2 separate regions of the Homo sapiens genome follow, and region 2 is linked to region 1. The links are chromatin contacts, found by Hi-C or POLR2A ChIA-PET in ENCODE. All regions are on one chromosome and are shown on one strand. Each heading gives the region's core, a stretch centred on a gene start or an enhancer-like site at or near the end of the contact. The rest is flanking DNA. Distances are from core to core; before and after follow the strand shown. Region 1 holds the start of PAXBP1-AS1 (PAXBP1 antisense RNA 1). Region 2 overlaps IFNAR1 (interferon alpha and beta receptor subunit 1).

The links. A loop is a pair of places that touch in the nucleus more often than their neighbours do. ChIA-PET counts read pairs that join two places held with the same protein, here RNA polymerase II (POLR2A). Pooled maps may share reads with other maps.
Region 2: a pooled map shows a loop between it and region 1 (5-fold over the local background). The contact joins the enhancer-like site here to the promoter of PAXBP1-AS1 in region 1. A Hi-C loop is called at or near these places in 8 of 50 pooled maps. POLR2A ChIA-PET finds 5 or more read pairs at or near these places in 4 of 52 experiments (CD4-positive, alpha-beta memory T cell, WTC11 and activated T-cell).

What each region holds. Positions count from the first base shown.
Region 1 is chr21:32,725,080-32,731,020 of GRCh38, reverse strand. PAXBP1-AS1 (PAXBP1 antisense RNA 1) reads right to left here and starts at 2,907. Exons shown (of 4, transcript NR_038879.1): 1 at 360-2,907. SYNJ1 (synaptojanin 1) reads left to right here and starts at 3,008. Exons shown (of 33, transcript NM_203446.3): 1 at 3,008-3,075; 2 at 4,104-4,249. The coding sequence starts at 4,126. RefSeq lists enhancers at 2,801-3,301, 3,302-3,802 and a silencer at 2,837-3,336.
Region 2 is chr21:33,358,878-33,364,818 of GRCh38, reverse strand. IFNAR1 (interferon alpha and beta receptor subunit 1) reads right to left here. Exons shown (of 11, transcript NM_000629.3): 11 at 4,955-5,941. Among named protein-coding and RNA genes, the nearest start is that of IFNAR1, 37 kb to the right of the region's middle. RefSeq lists a silencer at 3,302-3,596. Within about 2 kb of position 3,003, at least 31 of the 41 ENCODE cell types and tissues checked have a DNase peak (open chromatin) inside an H3K27ac peak, as active enhancers do.

The sequences.
Region 1 (5,941 bases), core at 1,658-4,157:
ACTATACTAATAACTCTGCAGATCCTGATCCTGATATAAAAGTTAGCTTAGCCTGTGTAACCTGAAAAGAAGCTGTTAAAGGTTACTGAATCAGACTGTTAATATTTCCCTGATCTTCCATGTTGTCTAGCATTTTTGACAAAAAAACAAAAAACAAAAAACGAGCACTACTACTATATTGCCACTATGTGATTTTTTTTTAACCTATGAAAATAACAATTCCATGTTTCAACATAATGAATTGCATATTTCAACTAGAGTTGCCCATAGGAGAAATAACTTGCTCACAAATCAACATCTAGAATTTAGGGTGTTTGTCTTTAATTTGTTCTATTGGATGTGATATCTGAAACACCTACCTGGGGCTGTCTCTCTCCTGATGGAAAGTCACATCAGCCTTGTGTTAATTTCTTGTAGCTGGTGTTACAAATTACCATGAACTGGGTGGTTTAAAACAACAAAAATGTATTTTCTTGCAGTTCTGGAGGCCAGAACCAACAGGGCCATGCTCCTTCCAAAGGCTCTAGGCTCAAATCCTTCCTTGCCTCTTCCAACTTCTGATGGCTGCTGACATAGCTTGGCTATGGCCACATCGCTCCAATCTCTGCTGCTGTCTTCACATCACTTTTTTTTCTCTCTCTCTCTCTCCTGTGTGCGTGTTTAATTTTCCTCTGCCTCCCTGTTATAAGGACACTTATGATTGCATCTAGGGCTCTAGGGCCCACCTGGATAATTGAAAATAATCTCAAGACCCTTAATCAAATCTGTAAACCTAAATTAACATTCACAGACAAGGATCTCTTTTTGAAGTAGCGTTTTTTAGCCTCCCACAGGCTCTTCATTGCACAGTTTCAAGGGTTGAGTTGGTGTCAGCCTGTCTCTGTAGGCCCTTAGGATCTCACTAAGAAGTTTGTGTATGCCACTTAACCTATATTTTAAGTCACCCTATCCCAAAGACATTTCAAGGTCAGTGAAAATTTTTCCAACTATTGTCAAATGCTGTAACAAAAGTAGAAGTATAAATAGGAAAGAGGGACAAGAAAAAGAAGATAGAACCAATCAAGCCACTAGTCAAATTGCCTTTATGTTTTTCAAACTCTGGGCATGTGTCTTTTTCATGACTAAAATGAGATGTGGAAAAGCTGTGGCCTTCTAACAAATCTAGGAATAAGTCTTGCTACCCCCCAGTTTAATTTGAAGAAAGAAGCTGGAATTCCAACCCAGAACCCAGAAATTTTGACCTAAATCTCCTCAGTCCAAAATAAAAAGGAACCAGGAATATGCAGAACACTTGTTCGTAAAAGAGCTTAGTACCCATGCTTCCCACTATAAGAAAGGAAGCATTTCTAGTGTAGCCTTACAGACACACAGGCATGGTGGAAAGGATTTTGGGCTTTGGAGTAAGCAAGTTTGGTTTCAGTACCCAACTCCTCTTGAAACTGAATGATTTCAGTTGTCATAAAAGGTACCTCTCGGCCGGGCGCGATGGCTCACGCCTGTTATCCCAGCACTTTGGGAGGCCGAGGCGGGTGGATCACGAGGTCAGGAGATCGAGACCATCCTGGCTAACACGGTGAAACCCTGTCTCTACTAAAAATACAAAAATTAGCCGGGCGTGGTGGTGGGCACCTGTAATCCCAGCTACTCGGGAGGCTGAGGCAGGAGAACGGCGTGAACCCGGGAGGCGGAGCTTGCAGTGAGCCGAGATCGCGCCACTGCACTCTAGCCTGGGCGGACAGAGCGAGACTCCGTCTCAAAAAAAAAAAGGTACTTCTCAAGCAACACATTTGATATCAACAGTTTTTTCTGAGACAGTACTGACATAGAAATCCCCTCTAGTTCTTAGAACTAAATCCAAGAATCTTTGTGTTTCTCCTTCATGACTTGAAGTGGCTTCTTTTCTAATAAATTTAGTTCCGTGTCCTGAAACCAGGGTGGGTACAGCTTCTCTAAAATGGACGAAAAAATCAAGTCACATGACAGGGCCTGAAGAGGGAAATGATTTTTGCAACATAACCAAATTTAAATCCTGCTTTGGCTGTTGAAAACCAGAAGGAGAAGAGGTAAAGAAAAAGCAAACGCAAGTGGAGACAGTTTGAGTGCTGGGTTCTTCAGGTTTTCAATTTCTTTCTGCCCTGTTGGCTTTGACTTCATTCTCTTTCTTATTAGGTCTATTCAATGGAAGCAGAAATCTATGGGACACGCTGATATTAGCCAGGAAGCACCATTTGTTGAAAAATGAGGATGAGATAAAAGGGTTAGGTGCCTTTAGTTACTAAATTCCACGGTTGGCAAAAGCTATTCATCCGTCGGTGACAACCACAGCTGTCGTGGCCTCCCTACGGCCATGTTTTGTTGGACTCAGCCTTGAGATCCTGGTTTGTGACGTCCCACTCTCCATCGTATACACCTAAGCACTCTTCGATAGAACCCTGTGAGCTCCAGAACACACAAGAAAAGGCACCGAACAGAACTGTCCCAGAGCAGGCATTAGTTTTTCTTCTGCTACCTATCCAGACACTCAGACTAGGAACTCGGTGCCGTTTGCTGGGCTGTCGACACCATGGACAGCTCTTCAGGCGCCACCTGGTTGGCTCGGCGAGCCGACCGTCCCGAGCCCTTCCTCCTCTCCCGTCAGGCCCGTGGGGGCGGCGGGGTTGGTCCTGACGCCCAGCTTGGGGAGCAGCAATACGCAGCCCCCCAAGCTTTTCTCCGGAGTCCCTCCCCGGCGCTCACGCTCTGAAGAGCCCACGCAAAAGGACCAAGGAGGCCAGATCTTCCCTCTCCCTGCACCCCCGGCGGTGGGATCGCAGCTCTGCCTGGGGGCGGCCGCAGGAGGCAAAGGTAGCTGGAGACTGAGGCTGGGGCCGCCCGCGGGTGCCAGGCCCAGCCGGTCGGCGCAGAGTGGGCGTGGTCTCCCTCCTGATGCCCCGCCCCTTCCCTCGCGCGGGGCGGATCTTCCGCCCCCGGCCGCGGCGCAATGCGGAAGAGATGGGCCTGCTGGAGCGGAAGTGACGCTCCCGGCGGCTGTGGCGGCGGCTGCGGGAGAAGGAGGAGGAGGAGCCGGAGGAAGAGGTGAGCAAGCCGGCGGGGGGCGGGGAGCTGCTGCGGCCAGACCCACGGGCAGCCGGGCGGGCGGACGCCTCCAAGACCAGTCTCTGCCTCCGCAGCGTCAGCGGGAGCGGTGAGGGGCGACCGCGAGCAGCCGGGGTGCGGGAGGACGGGCGGGGTTGTGAGCAGACCACTGGTTGTGCGGGGTGCCGCGTCAGGCTGGGGGCTGTGGTGACAGCGGCTGTCAGCCCGCCCGCGGGAACGAACCGAATCCGCCTGGGCGCCGGGGTATCTCTTCTGGCGCATAAATGGAGGGTTTGGGCTGCTCGGCTCTTCCGTCTCTCCGAGAAGGAGCCGCTTTCCCGGGCAGTCGACTGCCCGGGACCCCCGAGGAGCCCCAGTCGGGTCGGTGCCCCGAGTCGTGACTCTTCCCGGGTGGCCATTCGTATTTATCGGCCCCGCCTGCCGTCCCCCCAGCCGGCGGTAGCCCGGGGCAGGAGAGGCGGCGGTAACCTGTGCCTTTTCCCTTGCCCTTCATCGCCACCCCCGGGAGAGCCTGTCGCGTGGGATAATCCTTTTCCTTCTCCTGCCCCCTAAGGAGCTTTGAACCAGCCTTGTCACCCTTCCCTCCCACCTCCGCTCCTTTCACCTCGAAGGAACTGCTTGAAGTTTCCAAATAGGTTCCCTTTCAACGTAGTGACAGATCTTGAAGCAGGAAGCTGATAAACAGCTCCGGACGAAATACGCTCAAAATTTTTCCTTTCAGTAAGCATAAATTAAACGGGAAACTCAACCAGACCGTTGATTGACTTACAGTGCTAAAACCTTGTCTTGCCTTGGTATGAGAATTGATAGCTTTTCCTCTTGCTTTTTGGTAAAATTAAGTGACGACTTATCTTTTGGAAAAAGCCATTTTCTCCCAGAGCTGTCTGTTTTTTCCCACCCCAACCCCCCATCAAAACCTGGCGGGGAGGGACTTTTGGATGCTTTGCAGTCCTTGCTGCAGAAGGAAACATCAGCTTCATTTGCTTTGCTTTGCTTGGTTTTCGCAGGGCTGCCTCCGAAGAAAGGAGAATGGCGTTCAGTAAAGGATTCCGGATCTATCACAAATTGGATCCCCCACCTTTCAGCCTCATAGTGGAAACTAGGCATAAGGAAGAATGTCTCATGTTCGAGTCTGGGGCTGTCGCTGTGCTCTGTAAGTCATCTGTTAGAGCCCAATTTGTCATGGTCTCTGTTTTGATTTGAAACAATTCAGATGCAACCATTTTTTAGAAAAGAGCCCGACAACCCTTTCACTGTATTTCCTCTAGCAGATTATGCTTGTATTTCCTTTTAATCAAACTTATTTTCCTGCAAACTTTTTGTTAACAGGTTTTTGTTGAGGGGGTGCAGGGAGATGCAGGTTTTGGTTGCAGGATTTTGCTTTCTTGGGTTCTGCTGCTGCTTCTAAAAGTAAATGTTTTTTCCAAAGAAATATTGTTTCAGTTTGTATCATGTATCACATAAACCCATACAGTGTCTTGCTTGACATATTTACTGGTAGGTCAGTTATAGTAGTAGGTATTATCTAATATTATCCAATATTGTTGGAGTATTTCTGTTATGGCCGTTGTGTTTTCATTAAGGGAATTGTAAACAACCTCTAGATTTTCATGTGAGATACATGATTGATTTTGTATTATTTTTAAAAGTATTTTGATAGTCTAATTTAAAGAAAAGGACTATTGTACCACAAGAAAAATAGATTAGTAATGTTTGAGTTATTTTAGGGGCAGATGGATGAAATTAAAATTAATTTGGATACTGGGTCTTTCTTAATGTAAGATATGCCAGGTGTGGGGGCTCACGCCTGTAGTCCCAGCACTTTGGGAGGCCAAGGGGGGCTGATCGCTTGAGGCGGGGAGTTTGAGACCAGTCTGGGCAGCGTGGTGAAACCCTTTCTGTACAAAAAATACAAAAAGTAGTTCGGCTCCGTCGTGTGCCCTTTAGTCCCCGCTACTTGGGAGGCTGAGGTGGGCGGATTGATTGAGTCTGGAAGGTCGAGACTGCAGTGAGCCTTGATCTCGCCACTGCGCTCCAGCTTGGGCAACACAGTGAGACCCTGTTTCAAAAATTAAAAAGAAAAAAAAGTATATGATTATATATACACATATATATGATTTAGGCAAATAATCCTAGTGTTGGGATTAGTTTAGTTACTGATTATATCTTTATAAATTAAAAATAGTGTTTGAAAGGCATACTTACAAATATAAGCCCTTAAATATCTTAAACTACTAAGCTTTCTCCAGCCTCAATAAATGAAGAGCATAAGACCTCACTCTTTGCATGTAGAATATTAATGTCAGTTAAAGTGTTAACTTGACTAAATAGTATAATTGCATCTTGATGGGGAAAAAGATAGTGACATAATGAAAAGTCTTAAGCAAAGAACAGTATATAAGAAATATATATTTGGTACATATATTTTTTGAATGAAGGAGAAGGGGCTCTAGGTCTTCCAAGAAATAAGTATAAATAATATTGGCTATACTCAATCAGTATGGACTTAATTGCTTCAAGTTGTTTTTTGTATTTAAACTATACCTTGGTACAGTATTAATTTCCATTGCATATATTTTTTACTACAAGTGGAATTCTTATACTGATGAATTCTGAATTAAAATATTGTGGGGGTTGGGTGGGGCGAATGTTTGTTTTTGTATGGGAAGCATTTTTCAGCTGCTTGTGTTTTTTGGTGACGTTACCTGACTTACTAATCTTGTATAAATTCTAAATGTTTCTTTAATTATGATTACTCATAATAGCAAGTCAAATGTTCAGCTACAAACTGTGTATTACTTATAGTTTTTAGAATTATTGCTACACTTTACTCCAAGGTTAGGAA
Region 2 (5,941 bases), core at 1,754-4,253, 630 kb before region 1:
AATGATGGGTATCAAATTGCTTTGATAGGAGATTCCATTGAATGCATTTATAAGAGCGATAAAGCAAGTTTATTTTAAAATGTGAATATTTACAACTTACTGTAAAGTATTTCTTTTGCAACTATTTAAACGTGTCAGGAAATATTTTAGATGTTAATTAAAACATGAAGAAATAAATGGATTTATAAAATTCTCTTGGGGGTAAACAAGCAGAAATTAAGACATGAAATGTTTAAAGTTTACCTCCATCCAATCTCCCTGCCCTACTTCTCAGTCTAAACCTTGGTGTTCACATTTCTTCACTGATGTAGAGCAATGAGGAAGTACTTGCCTTATGTTGACATCAACACAAGCCTACGTGATGAACTGCACACTCACGACAGAGTCTCACTTTGTTGCCCAGGCTGGAGTGCAGTGGTGCACTCCCGGCTCACTGCAACCTCTGCCTCCCGGGTTCGAGTGATTCTCCTGCCTCAGCCTCCCGAGTACCTGGGATTATAGGTGTGTGCCACCATGCCCCGCTAATTTTTGTACTTTTAGTAGAGATGGGGTTTCATCATGTTGGCCAGGCTGATCTCAAACTCCTGGCCTCAAGTGATTCACCCACCTCAGCCTCCCAAATTGCTGGGATTACAAGCGTGAGCCGCCAAGCCCAGTCTGCACACTCACTTTGAAAAAGGATTTGTATAGCTTGTAATAAGACGTTACTATACTTGTATTCTGGGCAGATAAAATAATGGCAGAGAGCAGACTTCCTTTAGAAAAAGGAGGAAATAATGTATCAGAAACCAAGGATGAATCACTTACTGTTAAGTCTGCCCTAATTAAAAATAAATAAGTAAAATAGTGACCTTTTTAAAGCTGGGTGTGGTGGTGCACACCTATAGTCCCAGCTACTCCAGATGCTGAGGCGGAAGGATCGCTTGAGATAGAAGTTTGAGGCCAGTCTGGACAACAGAGTGAAACCCTGTCTCTTAAAAAAAAAAAAATTACTATCTTAACCATTTTACACATACAATTCAGTAGTATTACCTATTTTCAGAACTTTTTCATCTTGAAAAACTGAAGCTTTATAGCCACTGAACAACTCTCCATTTTCCCCTTCCTTGAGCCGCCAGCAATCATCGGTCTAATTTCTGTCTCTAGAAATTAGATTGCTTTAGAAACCTCATGTAAGTAGAATCACATGGTATTTATATTTTTGTTGCTGGCCTATTTCACATAGCATACATAATGTCCTCAAGCTTCACCTATGTTGTAGCACATGACAGAATTTCCTTTTTTTTTTTTTTTTTTTTTTTTGAGACGGAGTCTCACTTTGTCGCCCAGGCTGGAGTGCAGTGGTGCGATCTCGGCTCACTGCAAGCTCCGCCTCCCGGGTTCACGCCATTCTCCTGCCTCAGCCTCCCGAGTAGCTGGGACTACAGGCACCCTCCACCACGCCCGGCTAATTTTTTGTATTTTTAGTAGAGACGGGGTTTCACCGTGTTAGCCAGGATGGTCTCGATCTCCTGACCTCGTGATCTGCCCGCCTCGGCCTCCCAAAGTCCTGGGATTACAGGCGTGAGCCACCACGCCCGGCCTCAGAATTTCCTTCTTTTTAAAGGCTGAATAATATTCCGTGGCATGTGAACACCACATTTTATCTGCTAATCTATCAAAGCAAATATTTTGCAAATAATTTTTCCAATTCCAAAGGTTGTCTTTTCCATTGATTATTTCCTTTTATATGCAGAAGTTTTTAAGTTTGATGTAGTCCCATTTGTCTACTTTTGTTTTTGTTGTCTGTGCTTTTGGTGTCATAGCCAATAAATCATTGCCAAGTCCAATATCATGAAGATTTCCCCTATGTTTTTGAGGGGAAAAATCTCAAACCGTTTTTCCTCTGCTCTCATGCCACAACAATAAACACAGAAGACTTCTGTGACCAAATGCGTAGTGATTTCTCCCCATTAACAAGAAGGCAATCAATTCTGCAGCAGACACTGGTTGGGTATCCTCCTATTTAATTCTGACACTGTCTACCTGGAGATAGCATCAGATCCTGATACAACACCTAAACAAAATTTATTTAGGCAGTTAGTGAGGATAAAAGAGTCCTCAGTAAGGTTTGCCTTTTAATAAAAAGAAGCCCCAAATCATTTCTTTTCTAACAAAAAGAGCCTGAAAACTCAAGCTGCAAACATAGATAAGCAAACTGGAAGCTTGCATAGGCGAATGCCAGCAGCTGTGCCAATAGGAAAGGGATACTTGGAAGTCAGGTATATTCAATATTGAAGTTCCCTTTTCCCTTTTCTTTGTTGCCACGTGTGCAGTAAAAAAGCAGGCAACAAGGCCTGGGCTAGGTAGAGGTGCCATTTGCATAATAACAGATGAGGGTGGGATGGCCAGCCTCTTCCTGTGCTATGTAAATGGAACACCTGGTCCAACCAATCCTCTGTGCCCTACGTAAATAAGACACCGCTTCCTCAAGCTCATCTATAAAAGCAACCGCATCTCGCTGTAAACCCGGAAACCTGTTCGGGACTCCTTCCTCTGCACAGGGAAGGTCTCTTCTTTCTTTTGCCTGCTAAACTTCCGCTCTTGAACCCACTCCTTTTGTGTCCCCATCCTCGATTTCCTTGGCGTGGGGCAACAAACCACACGTATTACCCCAGACAACCATGCTGCTTCAATCTCACAGGTTGAGAGCTCATTCCCACAAGACTGCCCCCTTATTTCCGATGCCAATTGCAAGCCCCAGGTTTTACCTGTTATGACTGAATGACTATAAATTGAGGGTCCCATGGCCCCCTCCTTGTGTTCAACTGATTTGCTAGATTGCCTAACAGAACTAGAGGAAACACTAACTTATGTTTACCGGTTTATTATGAAGGCTATTACAAAGGATACAGATGAAGAGATACATAGGATAAGGTATGTGAGAAGGACTGCAGAGATTCTATGCCCTTCCCAGCAGCCTCTGCATGTTCAGCTATCAGGAAGCTCTCTACTAAAAATAGAAAAATTAGTTGGGCGTGGTGGCAGGCGCCTGTAATCCCAGCTATTCAGCAGGCTGAGGCAGGAGAATTGCTTGAACCTGGGAGGTGAAAGTTGGAGTGAGCCGAGATCGCCCCACCGCACTCCAGCCTGGGCGACAAGAGCAAAACTCTGTCTCAAAAAAAAAAAAAAAAAAAAAAAAAAAGGAAGTAGTGACACGAAACACTGTCTCCACACTCCACCCTTATAACCTCCAGCTGGCACCCTGAATGGTCTGGCCTCTCCCTGGGGGCGGATAGGGCAGGAGACACTAAAGTATTAATTATCTTTTTTGATCATGGCTGTAACTGTTCTGCGCCATCTTCAACAGGTGAGACTAAGGAGGGAATCACAGCTAGTCATCTCAGCCAGGCCAGTAGGGGGCGCAGTGCAGTGATCATTCCCTGGGGCCAAGGCTGTCTCCTTGCAGGTTCATCTCAGCTCTGCAGCAATGCCTACTTCTTTCCATCCGCTCCGAGGCTGTTACTAAGTATGTGGAGCTCCTTTTCAACAACTCGCTTACTACAAAGTCCTGCTCATTAAAAGGCGAAGGTGGTAGTGGTAGAGGACTAGATGGGCTAAGTATTTGCTCAACTGCTCTATCTTGCTTTGTAACTACCAAACCATTTCTGGGTGAGATCATGGGGACACCAGATTCTTCACATCCTTTCCTCATTTGCTCAAGACGAGATAATCACAAACAGAACTTTAAGAAACCACCTGTATAAACATACTTGGCGTATCTTCTGGGAATGGAATTATTGAATAGTAACCGATTGTCAGCCTGAACAGGGTGACTTGTTGCCCTCCAGTGGTAAATTCAATCAGTGTTTGTACCGTCAACGTCCCCGCTCAATCACCGTTAAACACTTAGGCAACCAAGTGTCAGCCACAAAGTTAAAAAACAGTCCTTGTTTTCATGGAGCTTGCCAAATAAATATAAGCAAATGGTATAAAATCCCTTCCCTAGGGAGCATGCTAGACACACCCGCAGGTACAGACACAGATGGGGCATGATGACTTCTCCACGTGTATGCAGTGGAGTTCTTTTAGGGAGATTTCAGAGTGGATGATGTACTTTTATACTACAACATTTAGAATAATCTCTCTAAGTACAATTCCAGAATATTAAAAGTATTATAAAATTTGGGAATAGACAACAGAGTCAAGTACACAAAAAGCCTATTATATATTTAAGGACTATGTTTAGAAAAAAGGGTCCTTTTACTGGAAAGATAGGAAAATAGGTTTTTCTTCTTAACTTTGATGTATCCAGAAAATCTGGGAGGGAGGCTCAAGGGTGGTGAGTCACTGTGAGACGTAATGTTTAATTTAATCCAGCTATTGAGTGATAAAATTTTTCAACTTCCTCCCTTTTCTCAAGACCTTAAAAAAAAAAAAAAACAACAGAACATCTTCTCTGCCAACATTTTTTTTCTTTTGAGATGGAGTCTCGCTCTGTCGCCCAGCCTGGAGTGCAGTGGTGCGATCTTAGCTCACTGTAACCTCCGCCTCCCGGGTTCAATCGATTCTCCTGCCTCAGCCTCCCCAGTAGCTGGGATTACAGGCACATGCCACCATGCTTGGCTAATTTTTGTATTTTTAGTAGAGACGGGGTTTCACCATGTTGGCCAGGCTGGAACTGCCAACATTTTCTTCATCCTAATCATTAATCACTTCTTCACCCACAAAATGTCCTTTGCTAGAACATGAGTTCCAAGTGGAGACAGATCACAGAAAGGGGAGGAAAACTCAGAAATCCTTTGTTATGAGAACTATCGAATTCTCCTCTTGCCTTTGTTCCCCTCAGGTAAAGAAAAAGATTGCTATTTTTCCATCAATATCATACCACAAATATCCACCTATATTTATGTTGCCCTCAAGAGTTGTAATTCTATTATCATCCTACTCAAGAAAAAAGGTAGTGAGAAACAACTGGAAGTTACTGGTATTTTGTTATTACTAAGTACCAGGGCATTTCTTGGGCATTAGGGATGATTTATTTATTATTTGTGTCCTTGTCCACTGTAAAAAAGGGAAGCTTAAAAACACAAGTGTGTGTTCAGGTTCCCAGCCTGAATACAAATTGTATTCAATTTCCGAGTGAAATGTGTCCAGACAGCAGGAGAGATCTACTTATCTGTGAGACTGAAGAGCCTCCTTGGAACGAACTAATCCTGAAAGAAGAACTACTTGTGAAGGGCAAACAGTTTAGTTCAAGAAAGCAAGGCTATGCAATACCACAGCAAACTTCATTCAATGAAGACTGAGCTCCAGCCATGTCTTAAGAGCGGGAAGAAAAAGCAGCAAACAGGCTCTATCTCCACAGGCTCTGGGGACAGTGACGGCTGCAGTGGCTCCTTCAGGATGCTCAACCCTGGGCTCTGGAACACCAAGCACAGGCCTCAGCTCTTCCATGATGAATACCTTTTAAAGGCATCAGCTGCAGCATCTCTGTTGCATACAAATTCACTAAGTACAAAAAAACTCCTAGACTTTTGGGCCCATTGCTTATTACATAAAATTGTTTCCAGCAGTAGGGTTTAAGACAAAACACAAGTGAAATAAAATGTACAAGTTTGTTCCATAGAAACACTGAAAACACGGTTATGTCCTTCTACAATTCAGTAAAACAAACACTGCCACAAACACCCTCAGGTTCACAGTTTAGATTTCATTCATTCAATAATTATTTTCTAAGTACTTTCATTACTGGGGATGCAGTAATGAATAATAAGGTCCCTGTTTTCTTGGAGCCTCTGTTCCAGCAGTGGGGCAGGGGAGACAGACAGCAAACAAAATAAATCAATATACCACGTTAGTAGTCACATGGTTACTGGGTAGGGAAAGGAAAGCTTCTGCACACCTAAACCCCTTAAGAGCAATTTGAGGCTGCTGCAAATATCACGGCCTCTTTTAGGGG